Regions from separate parts of the Mus musculus genome. Here region 2 is linked to region 1. Evidence: chromatin loops called from intact Hi-C (ENCODE). Cell type or tissue: gastrocnemius. All regions are shown on one strand.

The links. A loop is a pair of places that touch in the nucleus more often than their neighbours do. Peaks named below come from ENCODE experiments on the same cell type or tissue, not always from the same donor. Only the 100,000 strongest peaks of a DNase experiment are listed, where the experiment ranks them.
Region 2: it touches region 1 in a loop (5-fold over the local background); 2 of 42 quality-filtered maps call a loop at or near these places.

Annotation. Positions count from the first base shown.
Region 1 is chr7:27,175,908-27,183,907 of GRCm38, reverse strand. It overlaps Rab4b (RAB4B, member RAS oncogene family), which reads left to right and starts at 5,025. Exons shown (of 8, transcript NM_029391.2): 1 at 5,025-5,181; 2 at 7,670-7,750. The coding sequence starts at 5,166. Mia (melanoma inhibitory activity) reads left to right here and starts at 2,759. Exons shown (of 4, transcript NM_019394.3): 1 at 2,759-2,986; 2 at 3,075-3,208; 3 at 3,629-3,739; 4 at 4,074-4,167. The coding sequence starts at 2,863. The coding sequence ends at 4,097. It overlaps Mir3101 (microRNA 3101), which reads left to right and starts at 7,815; the gene lies at 7,815-7,902. In gastrocnemius, a CTCF peak has its summit at 4,832; DNase peaks (open chromatin) are centred at 2,748, 3,659, 4,915, 5,214 and 1 more place; H3K4me3 peaks cover 2,331 bases; H3K27ac peaks cover 3,433 bases.
Region 2 is chr7:27,668,978-27,676,977 of GRCm38, reverse strand. Map3k10 (mitogen-activated protein kinase kinase kinase 10) reads left to right here and starts at 2,397. Exons shown (of 10, transcript NM_001290528.1): 1 at 2,397-3,635. The coding sequence starts at 2,954. It also overlaps a transcript of Zfp607b not described here. In gastrocnemius, no CTCF peak of the experiment used is centred here; DNase peaks (open chromatin) are centred at 2,350, 2,993, 3,310, 3,682 and 1 more place; H3K4me3 peaks cover 2,910 bases; H3K27ac peaks cover 1,721 bases.

The sequences.
Region 1 (8,000 bases):
CAGGCTGGCCTCGAACTCAGAAATCCACCTGCCTCTGCCTCCCGAGTGCTGGGATTAAAGGCAGCGTTCACCACCACGCCCGGCTCGTGAGTACCTGCCTGTTTCTTTTGTCTAGGAAGGCCTGAATTTTCAGCTTTGCACATGGCTTATGCAGATGAGGTATCCTGTGTATCTCCAAATCGCTGGCAGTACTGACCATGCAGTTAGTTCCCTATATTGGAAGCTTACTTTTTAATTTTAGATTTATTTTATGTGTGTGAGTATTTTGCCTTCGAGTATGTTTATGTACCATGTGTAACCTCAGAGGTCAGAAGAGCATCAGATCCCCCGTGACTGGTGTTGCAGATGGTTGTGAGCCCCCACCATATTGGTGTTAGGAACTTAATTTGGGTCCTCTGCAAGAGCAGCAAGTATTAACCACTGCAGCCCCTGAGGGTTATATTTTTGTTTTTTTGAGACAAGCATGTGAATTTGAAGTCACTGTAACTGAGGGTGATTGTGAACTTCTGTCCTCTTAGCTCTACATCAATAATCCTGGGATTGTAAGTGGTACACTGCCTCACCCAGGTCATTTAGTGCGGTGGGTGGACCCCAGGGCCCGGCGGATGCCAGGCCAAGGAGTCTACCAATAGAGCTACATTTAGTCCCCTATGTATTAGTTAGTTGTCTCCCAGAGGCCTTCAGATTTTCATGCCTTGAATCTTCACAGTGCCAAGATTTGAAACTAGTATTTACAGTAAAATATCTACTGCCCAAAGAAACACTTTGATGTATTCTAAATTGGGAAATTCAAAACATGAGAACAACATGCTACCTCATGGTCTCTGCTACCAGCTTCATTTATTTACCAACTTGTGTCTAAAACTTCTCAAGGAAATCACCTCCTACACTTATTTTACAGTGGTCTTACTGTTTTAGTTTTTGTGGTTCTGGGCATTGAACCCAGGGCTTTGTACATACTAGACAAGCTCAGTCCTGGGCCCCTGACATATATTTTAGTTATAAATTATCATACATTATTTTTTGGCTTGGGAATTGAACCCAAGATTATCAGGCATTCAACCACTATGTTCCTGTCCTGTTGCTATGAAGAGACACCAGAACTAAAGTAAATTAAAGGCAGAGCATTTACTAGAGGTCTTGCTTATAGTTGAAGAGAATCAGTTCGTGGTGATTATGACAGCATGGCAGCAGGCAGGCATGATGCCAAAGCAATAGCTGAGAGCTTAAACCTGGCAAGATGAGGCAGTGAAAAGGAGAGGAAATGTGTGGGGGTGTGGTGGGGGGTCTGGCTTGGACTTTTTTTTTCATTAAAAAATTTTTTATTAGATATTTTCTTTATTTACATTTTAAATATTATCCCCTTTCCTAGTTTCCCCTCTGAAAATCCCCTCTCCCCTCCCCCATGGCTTGAGCTTTTGAAACTTAAAAGCTCACACCCAGTGACAGAACTCTACCAACAAGGTCATCTGCCAACCTTCCTAAACAGTTCCACCTACTGGGAACCAAACATTCACATATACTAGCCTATTGGGACCACCTTATTCAAACTATAACCATTAAGCTATAGTTTCAGCCTCAGTCTGTTGATTGCATCCTTGTGAGGTCACTAAACATGCTCTTTGGGCCTCTGTTCCTTGCACGTCTGTTCATGGACTGCTCCTTCTAAGAGGCATGTCAGGTCAGATAACAGTGATACTAAGAAACCCTGAAATAAATCTTTTTTTCCCCTTCCTGGTTCAGTTACCATAGACATACATTCTTTAGCTCAATTTCTTTGTGAACTGGGCTTGTCAGGGCTACTCCTGAGGCAATTCAGACCATCCCTGATATATACATATATGATTTTTACACATGCATATATATGTATGTGTATATATACATACATACATATATATAGTATATACACATATATATTTTGTGTGGGTGTACATACACACACATGCATATGATTTGCTGGTGCATGCCTTACCCACGTTTGGAAAGGCAGAGGCAGGTTGATCTCTTAAGAGTTTGAGGCCAGTCTGGTCTTTATAGGGAGTTCCAGGCCAGCCAGGGCTGTGCAGTAGTAGATCGGTGTCTCAAGAAAAAAGAGTGGGCTGGAAAGATGGCTCAGCGGTTAAGAGCAGAGCACGAGTGGGTCTTCCAGATGACCCAGGTTTGATTCCTAGCACCTAGCTCTGTAGCTCCAGTTCCAGAAGACTCAAGACCCTCTTCTGGCCTTTAAAAATACCAGGCACACATGCAGTACTCAGACATACATGCAGCAGTTGTTTGCTTTCATTGCTTTCTTTATAGATGAGTGGGTTGAAGCTCATAAGCTAGAATAGCTTAGCTTCTAGTGAGGAAGTAGCCTGTGAATGTGCACAGTGAGCCAGGTGGGACAGTGCCTAGCCTGAGGCCAGACGTTGAGTGTTTGCTCAGTACCTGGGAACCCTGGCTGTGGCTGCTAATCAAAGAACTGCCTTGTTCTCAGACCTCAGCACAGGAAATTCCAGGGTGGTTTTCTATACTGGCTCCTCTAGCTTGGTCTCTGGAGGGTCCAGGTACCTAAAACGACTTGAAGGTGGAATCAGATAGTCCAGCCTGCCTATCTGCGTCTCTAGTTATCCAGGGGGTGATCGCTACTTGGAATTGCCTGAATTGCTTTGGGCTCGAGTAGGCATTTTCTTTGGCCCATAGCCCTTACCCTCTCTCTAAAATGGTACTGGCTGGAGAACAACCTTGGGGAGTGGGTGAGGGTGAAATTTGGTTTGGGGCGGAGACAGGATCGAGAACACAGGTTTCCTTGATATTCAGCCTGGAAGGAGGGCAGGAGGAGCCCAGAGACCTCGTTCTTCACTTGGTCATTCTCAGTCCATGATGGTGTGGTCCCCAGTGCTCCTTGGCATCGTCGTCTTGTCTGTTTTTTCAGGGCCTAGCAGGGCTGATCGAGCTATGCCCAAGCTGGCTGACTGGAAGCTGTGTGCGGACGAGGAATGCAGCCGTAAGAGTCAGGGAACAAGGGAAGGGGGCTGAAGGCTTGGACTGCTAGTCTGTTTTGCAGTTGCTGTCATTTCCTTCTCCCTCCCCAGATCCTATCTCCATGGCTGTGGCCCTCCAGGACTACGTGGCCCCTGATTGCCGCTTCTTGACTATATATAGGGGCCAAGTGGTGTATGTCTTCTCCAAGTTGAAGGGCCGTGGGCGCCTTTTCTGGGGAGGCAGTGTGAGTCTTCAGAGAGTGATAATGGGAAGGGTGTGGGGTTTGTTTGGGTTTGTAAAGCCTTGTTTTCCATATGAAGGGAAGATTTGGGGGGAGGGGAAAACGAGATTTGGGGGAAGGAAGGACATTTTATTACTTATTGCATTTTTTTTTTTTTTCTTTAGAAATTACAGAGAAGCTTAGCGCCAAAGCTCTTTTTCATACCCGGGATACAACAGTGAACAAAGGGGTAGAGGCAGGCAACCAGCAAGCCATCAAAAGTGGCAGCAAACATGACATTGTGAGGATTAGTTGTAGTGGCAACATTCTATCCATGAGCAAATGGCATTTAAGCTGAGATTCAAGTAAGAGGGAAGATTGTACACAGGCGTTCAGCAAGCATAAGTGCCGTTTCCCCAGATGGACTTTTAACTTCTTCTCCAGGTTCAGGGAGGTTACTATGGAGACCTGGCAGCCCGCCTGGGCTATTTCCCCAGTAGCATTGTCCGGGAGGACCTGACTCTGAAACCTGGCAAAATTGATATGAAGACCGATGTGAGTGTCTTGGGGGTGGAGGTGGGAGTAGGATGATAGTTCCTTTATTTGCTTACCTGTTTATGAGAAGTAATTATTTTTGTTGTTGGTATGTACCCAAGCTGGCCTCAAAATCACTAGCCTCCAGTTTCAGCCTCCTGAGGGCTGCTGAGTTTACAGGCCCTGCCCAGTGCTGAGTGATCTCTAATTGGGAAATGGCAGAGGGTGCAGTACTGGAAGCTAATGTGTTCATTTCTGGGTGATCAAACCTAGTCCTTGCAGCTATAACTTTGTTAGAACCACTAGGCGCATTGCAATGTCATCACTGGTTGGTTTTCTATCTACTCTTTTTCAGCAATGGGATTTCTACTGCCAGTGAGCTCAGCCTACCGCTATCCCTGCAGTTACCCTTCCGGCTCTATGCAAATACAGCAGCCAATGGCAAACTATTTGTCTCTTTGGTTTTTGGGGTTGGGTGGGTATGTGCAAAGAATGTTTCACGGGTTTCTGAATATAGCCAATTAATGCCCTGAATGTTGTAACGTCAGTGGCTACTAGGCAGAATTTCACTTTGCAAGCCCTTTGCTCCAAGGTAAGGTTTGGGACCCCCAAGCAAGGGGGTAAACAGTACAATATATGTACGCTTTCCTCTCTTTTAAAGGGAGTTGAATCATTGGTATGAGCCAATAGATCCCGAGAAGCGCATAGAACGTACAGTTTTTTTGTTTTGTCTTTGTTTTGAGGGTTTCTCTATGTAGGCCCTGACTGTTCTGAAACTCACTATGTAGACCAGGTTGGCCTTGAACTCAGCGATACATCTGCCTCTGCTTCCTGAGTACTGGGGTTGAAAGCATGCGCGACCCCAGAGCCCGACCAACAGAGGTTTTTCTTGTAGATAGGGATAAATGTGCGCGTGTCCTCAGCTTTCCTCTTTCCGGTCTATGGGGTTAGAAATTACACTCAGCAGCCTGAGATCCATTCTTCCAACTCTGTCCATCCTGCCCTTGCTCCTTCTTGGCATTCTTGTCCCCGCCCCGTGCCTACGTATAACCAATACGGAGTCTAGTCTCTGCTCCCCGATATTTGACCAAATCCGTTCCACCGCTAGGGCAGCATCTCTGCCTCCGCCCTCTCCCACTTGCTCCACCAATCGCTCTTCTATGTCACGCCCCTTTTGACTCGGCCCCTCTCATGCCACCAATCCGCGCCGCTTATCCCGCCCACTGCCTCCTGAATCCACCAATCACTGCGTTGGGCGAGCGTGGCCTGGTATCCGCAGCTCCGGAGGCTCGCGCGGGAGGGGGGGGGGCGGTGAAGGCGGAAGTGGCGGCGCCGGGTCCAGAAGTGGAAAGGAGCTGAGGCTGCAGCCCGAGTGGAGCGGCTGCCAGCCGAGGAACAGGCGCGGCTGCGGCGCCATATTGCGGCCCTCAGCGGTCGCCACTGAGCCATGGCCGAGACCTACGGTGAGGCTGATGGGCCGAAGCAGGGGGGGCTGGGCCCGTAGTGGATGTGGATGTGGAAGTGGGGCGGGGCTTTCTGGTCAGGTGGGCGGGGTCTGCCCGGATACGGGGCAGGGCTAAGTGGGTCTGGGGCTGAGCTAATCGATTTGGGTGGAGCTTGAAGAGGCCGCTGTACGGGTTAAAAAGATCTAGGGCGGGATTTAAGGGACCTAGTCTTGGTAGATTAGGGTAGGGGGTAGGCCTTGAAGAGGGAAGCAAGCCTTCCTGGGCGGAGCATGAGTGGATAGGGCGGGGCTGACGGTGACCAGCAAGGGTCAGGTTTTATGGACTACAGAGAGAGCCTCACAGATGCTGTGCACCCTGCACACTCTGTGGGCTGATCTGGTTTGAGAGGGCTGGAGTGATGTTCTTGAGTTATAGATTTGAAACTTAGCGTCAAGAAATGCGGCATAAGTTTAAGGATAGAGGCCAGGGGTTCTGGACAGAGGATGGGGAGACAAGGTTCAGAGTTAGGCAATCAGTATGGATGTACAGTGTCAGGTGGGTAGAGGTAGGTTGGAAGGCAGTAGAAATCTCTGACGACAATCAGAGACAGCTCCATTCATTGAACACTCATAGAAAAGCCACAGAATCTGGTGCACACTTACCAGAGGAGGTAACCAGTTTAGGACATAGGCCCAACGTCAGAGGCCTTGACAGAGTGAATGAGTGAGAGGGGGTAGGAGGTGAAGTGAAGAGGAATGGAGGTCAGATTTAATTCTTGTTGAAATGGCTTTTGAAATGCATCAGGTAAGGTCTTGCATTGTGGAGACCTTTAGTTTGGGTTTGTAGCTTAGCTGTGCCTAGCTGTGTAGTCTTGCTTTCGTCAGTTAACCTCTCTGGCCTCATTTTCCTAGTCTGGAAAGTAGAAGTCCTTAGTATACTTCCTTCTTTCCTTTTTAAATATTTATTTAATGTATATGAGTACATTGTAGCCGTATTCAGAGCCACCAGAAGAGGGCATTGGATCCCATTATAGATGGTTGTAAGCCACCATGAGGTTGCTGGGAATTGAATTCAGGACCTCTGGAAGAGCAGTCATTGCTCTCAACTGCTGAGCCATCTCTTGAGCTGTATAATTTTATCTTTAGAGCTTTATTTATGATTAAATGAGTCTTTAGGACTGTGATGGGCATGTATATGGTAAACACTATATAAAAATAATTTTGTGTGCTATAACCCTCTCATTTGGGAAACCGAGGCAGGAAGACTGCTTCAAGTTAGAGGTCAGCCTGGACTACAGAGTAATACTCTTTTTCTTTTCTTTCTTTCTTTCTTTCTTTTTTTTTTTAAGACAGGGTTTCTCTGTGCAGTCCTGGCTGTCTTGGAATTCACTCTGTAGACCAGGCTGACCTCGAACTCAGAAATCCACCTGCCTCTGCCTCCCAAGTGCTGGGATTAAAGGCGTGCGCCACCACTGCCTGGCCAAAGTAATACTCTTAAAATAAGAAAAAGAGAAAGAAAGAAAAGTGCAGTGTGCTGGCACTTCCAGCAGTGGGTAGGCTGGGGCAGCAGGATTGCAGTTCAAGACCAGATAGTGAGTCCCTGAGTAGGAAAAAGACAGACAGACAGACAGACAGCAGTGGGTAGGCTGGGGCAGCAGGATTGCAGTTCAAGACCAGATAGTGAGTCCCTGAGTAGGAAAAAGACAGACAGACAGACAGACAGACAGGAAGGAAGGAAGAAAGTAGAGGATGGCAGCACAGTCTTTTAGAGGCTGAGGTAGGAGGAGTGCTTGGAGTTTGAGGACAGCGAGGTTAGTCTGGAATACATAGTGAAGCTTTGTTTCGAATATCAGTAATAATAATGAAAAAAGAAAAAAGAGTCCTCTTGAGCCCAGTAGTGGTGCACACCTTTAATCCCAGCGCCCAGGAGGGCAGAAGAGGCAGGGGAATCTTTGAGTTTCAGGCCAGCCTAGTCTACAAAGTGAGTTCCAGGACAGCCAGGGCTATACAGAGAAACCCTGTCTCAAAAAAAAAAAAAAAAAAAAAAAAAAAATCATCTTGGGCTAGGTTGGCTAGCATGCAGGATTTCCCAAGTTCTATCAACAGCCCTGCAGACTTCTGGATTTTTTTCTTTTTTTAAGTTTTCCTGTTTTCTTTTCTTTCTTTCTTTTCTTTTTTTAAATGCATGCTGTATTTATACTTTTGTGTAAAAGTATACTTTTTTATTATTATACATAAGTACACTCTAGCTGTCTTCAGACACACCAGAAGAGGGCATCAGATCTCATTACAGATGGTTGTGAGCCACCATGTGGTTGCTGGGATTTGAACTCAGGACCTCTGGAAGAACAGTTAGTGCTCTTACTTGCTGAGCCATCTCACCAGCCCAAAAGTATACTTTTTTGTATTTATACTTTTGTGTATACTTTTCCTTCTGACTTTCTGTTTCTTCTCTTATTCCCTTTGTCTTTCTCTCCCTCTGGATATCTTCGGCACCATCTGCTCAGACTTCCTCTTCAAATTCCTGGTGATTGGCAGTGCTGGAACTGGCAAATCATGTCTTCTCCACCAGTTTATTGAGAATAAGTGTGAGTTTCTGGCAGGACCCTGGAACTGCGGATGTGGTCATGGTGTGGGTCAGTGGGGCAGCAGGTGGGGTAGGTAGCAGGTACCATTGACTAAAGCTAGTACTATAGGCTTGCCTCTAGCTTTGGTGGATGGTCTTTGCTAAGTTCTCTGCCAACCCAGCAGTGAGAATTGGGGTACAGAAAAGGAGGAAGAGGTCTGCAGGATGGGGGGGATTCCAGGAGCCCCTGCACTGCCCCCCCACCCCGTTTC
Region 2 (8,000 bases), 490 kb before region 1:
CTAAGATCTAAAGCCAAGCAAGGTTTCTTTCCTCACTCAAGGCTAGATCCCTGTTTGGAGACACCCTGTTCCAACCACACGCTTAATTGACACTGAATCACCCCTAAGATGTTAATAAACAGACTAACAGTGTCAGCCTAACCCAAGCATGCGGGGTGTTGTGCAATTTTCAGTAGTTTGTTTGTTTGTTTTGGATTTTTTTGTTTTTGTTTTTTGTTTGTTTGTTTTTTCTAGACAGAGTTTCTCTGTATAGCCCTGGCTGTCCTGGCACTCACTTTGTAGACCAGGCTGGCCTCAGTCTCAGAAATCCGCCTGCCTCTGCCTCCCAAGTGCTGGGATTAAAGGCATACGTCACCACTTCCCAGCATCAGTAAGAAGCTAATATCTTAAAGCATCATGGACTAGCACCTCACAGTTAAGAGGGAAAGTCTTAGTAATAAAAGATTTGTAGCCGACCATGGTATCTGAACCTTTAATCTCAGCAGAAGGCAGAAATAGGCAGGTCTCTTGAGTTTGAGGTCAGCCTGGTCTACATAGCAATTTCCAGGATAGCTAGGGCTCACCTCTGGCCTCTCTCTCTCTCCCTCTCACCCCCCTCTTACCCTCTCCTCCCCCTGCCCACCTCTGTGAGTGTGTGCGAGTGCACACGCGCACACACGCGCGCGCGCGCACACACACACACACACACACACACAGGCATTCAATGCCAACCAAGCTGCACATGGAGAAGCTAAGAAGACAAGTTGCAGGGGTCAGTTCTCTCTTTCCACAACGTGGGTTCTGGGCTCAAACTCCAGCTTGGCCATCTCACCAGCCAACAAGCATTCTCGATAGACCCCTAGTTTCCCTAAGCAGACAACAGGAGACTTGTTAGTCAGCTACAGGAGTAGTATCACTTCCTGTGATCTTTTAGCATCAGTGTCTCAGAATCTGGCTATGAGAGTTCTTAAAATTCTTCTCTTCCTTCCTCTATCCAGAGTCTCAAGCCATTTAGGATCACCAAACTGGAAAGACCCAGGATTCTACCCCCTGACGTTTATAGTTCTTGGACAAGCCACTGACGTTATACAGGACTCACCTTCTGCATTCTATACATAGAAAGGCAGCATTCTAAAAACATGGTGCTGAGGATAAGTTAGAAAAATATATAGGCAGGTAGAGAAACGGCCTTCCTGCCAGGGTTGTTTCCTTCCTTAGAGAAAGGTTAGAAGGACAAATGCCTAGGCAAAATGTTAAGATGAGAGGACCCATAAGTCTTATAAAATGCTAAACACAGAGCCCTTGTAACGACTCCCAACTCAGCGATTGTCAGCTTGCCTCAATAAAGCTCCACACACGCACACCTTTGTCCCTCTCAGTCAGTTCTTTGCCTGTCCCACAAATAAACTCAACCAGAATCTTAGTTACCGTAGGGGGCAAAGATGGGTCAGCTCTAAAGGGCATATGCTGCTTTTGCGGAGAACCTGAATTTGGGTCCCCAGCACCCACATGGGGTGGCTCACAACCGCCTGTGACTGAAGTTTCCAGGAGATCCAACGCCCTCTTTGGGTGCGTGCACGCACGCACGCGCGCGCGCACACACACACACACACAATTTAAAAATACGATCACTGACAGTGTTTGTTTTTCAATTTTTCAATTTCTTTTAAACTGCCCTTGACTCTTGCTTTGCCATTTATAATTTAGCAATCTTGAACAAAGTGAGTTTGTTTCTCTGAGTCACCTGTAAATGAGGCTCTTCGTGAAGATTTAATGACATCATCTGAGCAAAGCCCCCACCCCCGGAAACCCCTCCTTTCAGCCCCCTCTCTCCAAACTGAAGCTCATTATAGGAGGCAGAAGAGTATAGACAAGTTCTTACTGCAGATGCCAGTGATCCCATAGCTGGTGAGGCAAGCAAATCTGGCTATGAAATCTTCGAGACAGTACACTTCGCCCTCCAGCCTGCTCCTGCCCAAAGAGGCAGCACAAGTCTGTGCGTTAACTTGCTCCAGTCACCCATTGCTCTCTGAAGCAGGTGGTTCAAGGAGCGCAATGGTCCACGAACGAACTACATTTCCCAGCATGCACTTCCAGCCAGGGACCCTAGAGACTATCCTGCGAACCTTGTCCGAACCGCTTTAGGAGTATCGGTCCGTAATCTCCATTCATTCAGCTCCTATGTTTCCCTTGGCTAAATGAGTCAGTTACCGTGAACTCCAACATGAACGGGTCTCCTGCAGGGCTTGTAGAAAGCGTTGGTTCATTCGCCCTGATAGGAGATAGGGCCTAAGGACCAGGGCTCATGTAGCCTGGGACGAACCCAAGGCCTCGCAGCTTGGGACTACAACTCCCAGGCGGCATCGCGGCGGCAGCATAAACACGTCACTGGACACCGCCAAGAGCCCCGGCGGGGAGAGGGACTTAGGGGGCCGACCAGGAGCCGGCTGAGGAGGATGGGGGCCGCCCACGCGTTCCTCGCGTGAGGAGGCCGAGGGGCGCGCCACCCCATCCCGGGGCGGCCGCCCCCGGGGCGCCGCCATCCCTGCCCGGCCCTGCGGTCGTGGCTGAGGATGCGGAGCCGGGGGCCGCCGGTGGAGCTGCGCGGGGTGAGAGGCGCGGGGAGGGGCGGCCGCTTGCTGCCCTCGGCCTCGGCCTCCGCCGGCGGGCCCCGCTCGACCCGGCCCTCCCTGCGCCCTGACATCGTTGGGGACAGGTGAACCTAACGCCTCTCCTGCACAGCCAAATCCGAGGGATCGGTCCTATCGTTTGAAAAAGGTGTTTTTTAGGTTTTTGGGGTTTTTTTTCTTTTTAATTCCTTCGCTCCAGCGGAGGCCCCTCCCCCAGCTATGGTCCCCAGGAGCCCCCCGGGGTCCGCAGGGACTGTCTCCCATCCCGGCCTCCCGGCCCCGCGCTCAGCATTCCGCGGGCAGCCTGCGTGAAGCGGCCTCCCGCAGCCCCCGGCCCCTCCCCCATGGAGGAGGAGGAGGGGGCGGCGGCCAGAGAGTGGGGCGCGACCCCCGCGGGGCCAGTGTGGACCGCCGTGTTCGACTACGAGGCGGTGGGCGACGAGGAGCTGACCCTGCGGAGAGGCGACCGCGTCCAGGTGCTTTCCCAGGACTGTGCGGTGTCTGGAGATGAGGGCTGGTGGACAGGGCAGCTGCCCAGCGGCCGTGTGGGCGTCTTCCCCAGCAACTACGTGGCCCCCGCTGCACCCGCCGCACCCTCAGACCTCCAGCTGCCACAGGAGATCCCCTTCCACGAGCTGCAGCTGGAGGAGATCATCGGTGTCGGGGGCTTTGGCAAAGTCTATCGCGCCGTATGGCGTGGAGAGGAAGTAGCGGTCAAGGCCGCTCGGCTGGACCCTGAACGGGACCCGGCAGTGACAGCGGAGCAGGTCCGCCAGGAGGCCCGGCTCTTTGGAGCCCTGCAGCACCCCAACATCATTGCCCTGAGGGGCGCCTGCCTCAGCCCCCCAAACCTCTGCCTGGTGATGGAATATGCTCGGGGAGGTGCATTGAGCAGGGTACTGGCAGGTCGCCGGGTCCCCCCTCATGTGCTGGTCAACTGGGCTGTGCAGGTGGCTCGGGGCATGAACTATCTACACAATGATGCCCCTGTGCCCATCATTCACCGGGACCTCAAGTCCATCAACAGTAAGTGGTATCCTCTCTCCCAAAACTCTTCCGCTGAATCTTATGAGGCCAAGCCCAGATCGTTGGAAAGGGCAATGGACAGCAGATGGCACTGCATGGGGCAAGCAGGGCCAGGTGAAGGGGGACTTTGGTTGTATTAATAAGAAAAGGGAAGCTCAGAAAGGTCTCTTTCATTCAGTAGGTCAATGATGGTGTATCCATGGCACTATGACAGTCCCTGTGTTCATTGCCACTTGCAGAGTCTGTCCTCATGATGCCCACAACCTGATCGTGGCATTGGAGTCTACCAGGCAGAGATGGACAGAGCTGGCTTAGTTGAAGCCAGGGCTTCCCAAGCCTGTCACAAAGGTTAACCTTTGTGGTCTTGTCATTGGCAGAGCGATTGTTCTGTGCACTTTATGTTGTTTGGTGGCCTTAGGGCTCTATGCACAAGAGGTCATTAGTACTCTGCAACCCTGCTCCCAACTATCAAAACCAGAAATGTCTCCAAACACTTCCTTGTGTGCCTTGGGATAGGGGTGGGATGGGGCAAATCAAAACTGTTCTCTAGATGCTGCTGGCTCTCCAGCAGAGTGGAGCAGATGAAGGCGTTGGGAAGAGAGTGGCTGATAGAAAACACTTCCAGGCTGCTTTGCCCGGCACAGGTTCTACAAAGCTGGCTGACTGGTTGGTTGAGTCAGCAATGGGCCAAGCAGATGGGAAGGGTCCCTAGAAATCGATCATATCTAGACCAAAAGTATCTCAGGGCATCAACAAATATTAGTGGGCCCGCTATTAAGTTAGGCCATCTCCAAGCAACAAGACACCATGGTTTCTTTCCCTGAGAGTCCTCATCGATGAGACATTTCTTTCTTTCTTTCTTTCTTTCTTTCTTTCTTTCTTTCTTTCTTTCTAGATCATTCTGGCATGTGCTAGATACTCCTAGGTATACAACTGGGAAGACTTTGCCTCCTTGGGCTCTCCCATCCTTGCTGAGCCTCATTTCATATCTTTCATTTTTGTCTTTTAAATTGATGGCCTCAGCCTTGCATTTGGTATTCACAAGGCCAGAGCATGTGCAGGGGGCTCCACAGCAAATGAGGCCTGCACTTCCCTGCCCTCAAGTGGGTCATTCTTAACCCAGGAATGTGAGACCCCTCCCTTCGCCTTCAGTACTTACCCCTCAGCAGTCCCTTCTTAGCTGTTGGTTTATGTTTGCTTGATTCCACTCTGCTGTTTTGTATAAGCTTGTTACTAACTGCAACTTTAGCCCCTAGAAGAGAGGGACTGAGTGGTTTTCATCTCCTCAGCCTGGCATTCATACATTCCACACAGAGAGTGACCAAGTGCTGATGACCTTCTGTGGCCTCTGCCCAGTCTGGGAGACTCAACAAAACAGATGCAGGTGGGCCCTGCCTGTATGGATGCCCACATTCTAGTGTTTCTAAACTGCTGGGTGAGTAGAGGCAGGGCCACTGGCATGAGGGGATCCTAAGCCCTTCCCCACCCAGAGGATCCATAGAGCATCTCTTAACACAACCTGGACAAGGTGGCTGGGCTCTGAAGGCCCAGGCTTCCCCTGGGGCAGTAATGGACACAGGTCCCACAACAGTTCCCTACACCCTTCCTCCAGAAGTTCCCCGTCTGATGCCATTTGTCCTTTGCTTCAGTAATCCTTTTTTTTAAATTATTTACTACTGGGGTTAGAAATAGACATCACCATGCATGTGTGGAAATCAGAGGACAGCTGCCAGGAGTCGCGTCTCTTCTCCACCATGAGGGCTCTGGGATGGGGCTCAGATCATCAGGTTACAAGTGCCTTTACCTGCTCAGCCATCCTGACACCTGGTTTGTTTTAGTTTTGGTGTTTGGTTAGCTTTGGTTTTACCAACCTGCTACCTCAGCCTCCCACGTAATGGAGGTACTACCATGACTGACTTAGTTTAGTCATTCTTAAGCATCTATGTTTCATCCATGGCTCTAGGATCATGGAAGAGACTAGGGACAGCTGGGTGTAGTGGCATGCCTCTAATCCCAGTGTTAGGAGGCTGAGGCAAGAGGACTGCCATAAGTTTGAGACCAGCCTGAGCTACATAATGAGTTCCAGGCTAATCTGGATGACAGTGTAAGATGCTATCTAAATAAATAAATAAGTCAGGGGACAGTCTGATGGCTAGCTGGGCAAAGGTATTTGCTGCCAAGTCTGGCAACTTCAGTTTAATTCCTGGGACATGTCTAGAACAACTCATACAGGAATGCATACACAGAAAACAGATAAACATTTTTTTAAAGGAGAAGAGACAGGCGTGGTATTGTAAGGCTTTAATCCCTGCACTCAGGAGGCAGAGGCAAGCAGGTCTCTGTGAGATGAAGGCTAGCCTGAGCTAGAGTGAGTTTCAGGACAGCCAGGGCTGTCTAATGAGACTATCTCAAAAGAAGAAAAAGAAGAGCAGGAAGAGAACCCTACCCCTCACTAATACGTAATCTATATGTAGTAAATAAGAATAGATGATTGATCAATCAAGCTACCTATAGATAAGGGGATGATAGATACATATAGACAGGGTCCATAGCTAGAGGAAAGATGGGAAGAGAGGGGAAAGGAAGATGAGTATCAGTTTGCAGAGAGTTACAGAGACTCTGAGGGAACTGTGGTGAATTCATTATATTTGATGGTCAAGAAAGGCAATATCTGGGGCGCAAAAACTGAACATAAAGGAATCAGCCTTACAAAGAGAGCTAGGGAGAGCAGGGCAGTTGTGAGGTGGGAAGAGTATGCCTCTGTGGAGAAGTAGGAGACCTGGTAGAACATGGAGACCGGCATAGAATCGCAGTGTTTGGAGGCTGCACGGTGGAGATGGCTGCAGATTTGAGGTCAGACTGGACTACAGTGTGAGAATCTCTCAAAACAGCAAAGCCCGGGCCTGGAGGCTGGAGAGAGCTTGGTGGTTAAGAGCACTGGCTACTCTTGCAGAGAACATTGCTAACATGACTTCAGTTCCTACCACCCACAAGGTACCTCACAAACATCTGTGACTCCAGTTCCAGGGGATTCTATACTTGAAGTCTCTTCAGACACCAGGCATGCACATGTTGGACATGTAAACATACAGGCAGATGTGTGCATTAATACACACACACACATACACACACATCAAGCTGAGGCTGTGACATAGTCTTAAAGTGCTTCCCTCACATGCATAAGGCCTTGGGTTCAATGCCCATCACTCAAACATGGCACAAACATGCAAAGCATAAACTATCTCAGCATTGAGACATTGGACAGAGATGGAAAGCTGGTTATCTAGATAGCCATATGCTTTTGATCAAGTAACTTCTCTTAAGAATTAGTTTGCTAATTTAACCTCAGTGTGGACACTAATCATAGCTGTCATCACTGTTAGATGGCGTACTGCCTCTGGTCAGCTAGAGCTACTCTGTATGCTTAGTTGTATCAGTCAGCCTTTTTTTGTTTGGTTGGTTTTTTTGTTTTTGTTTGTTTTTTTCGAGACAGGGTCTCTCTAGCCCTGGCTGTCCTGGAACTCACTCTGTAGACCAGGGTAGCCTTGAACTCAGAAATCCGCCTGCCCCTGCCTCCCAAGTGCTGAGATTAAAGGCGTGCGCCACCACCATCCGGCTCAGTCAGTCTTGATAACAGTGATGCTGCATACAAACCTTCCCCAAAACTCAGTGTGTGAAAACAGCTACTTGTTACTGTCTGTGCTCTTATAGATGGGAACAAAATGATTTAGCAGGGCTTGGGTAAGGGGGATCAACTCCCAAGTGTCTCTCACCTCCTTTGGATCAGCAGGCTAGTTAAAGCACATTATCATGGTGGTGGCAGAAGGTCTAGAGGCCAAGATAGTGCCAGAGGCTTCTTGCAGGCTATGCTTTGAATTGGCCTGTCATGTTTTTTTGTTTTGTTTTGTTTTGGGGTGTTTTTTTGTTGTTGTTGTTGTTGTTGTTTTTAGAGACAAAGTCTTGCCCAGGTTGGCCTCCAATATACTACTCACCTGCCTGAGACTCTCAAGTTCTGGGAGTATAGGCGTGTGCTACCATGCCCAACTGTGTCCACCTTTTCCTTTAAAAGGGTGTGTGTGTGTGTGTGTGTGTGTGTGTGTGTGTGTGTGTGCATGCGTGTGCACATGTGTTTATTTGTTTTAAACCCTGTCTATATGTGGGTACCTGCAGAGGCCAGAAGGTGTTGGATCCTTTGAAGCTGGAGTTTCAGGTGGCTGTGTAGGTCCTCTGCAGGAGCAGTGCATGCTCTTAACCACTGAGCTGTGCCTCCAGCCCCAAGAGTTATTTTTAATTATATGTGTGTGTGTGTGCGTGTGCGTGTGCGTGCTCACACACGCATGAATATGTGTATGTGTGAGTGCTGGT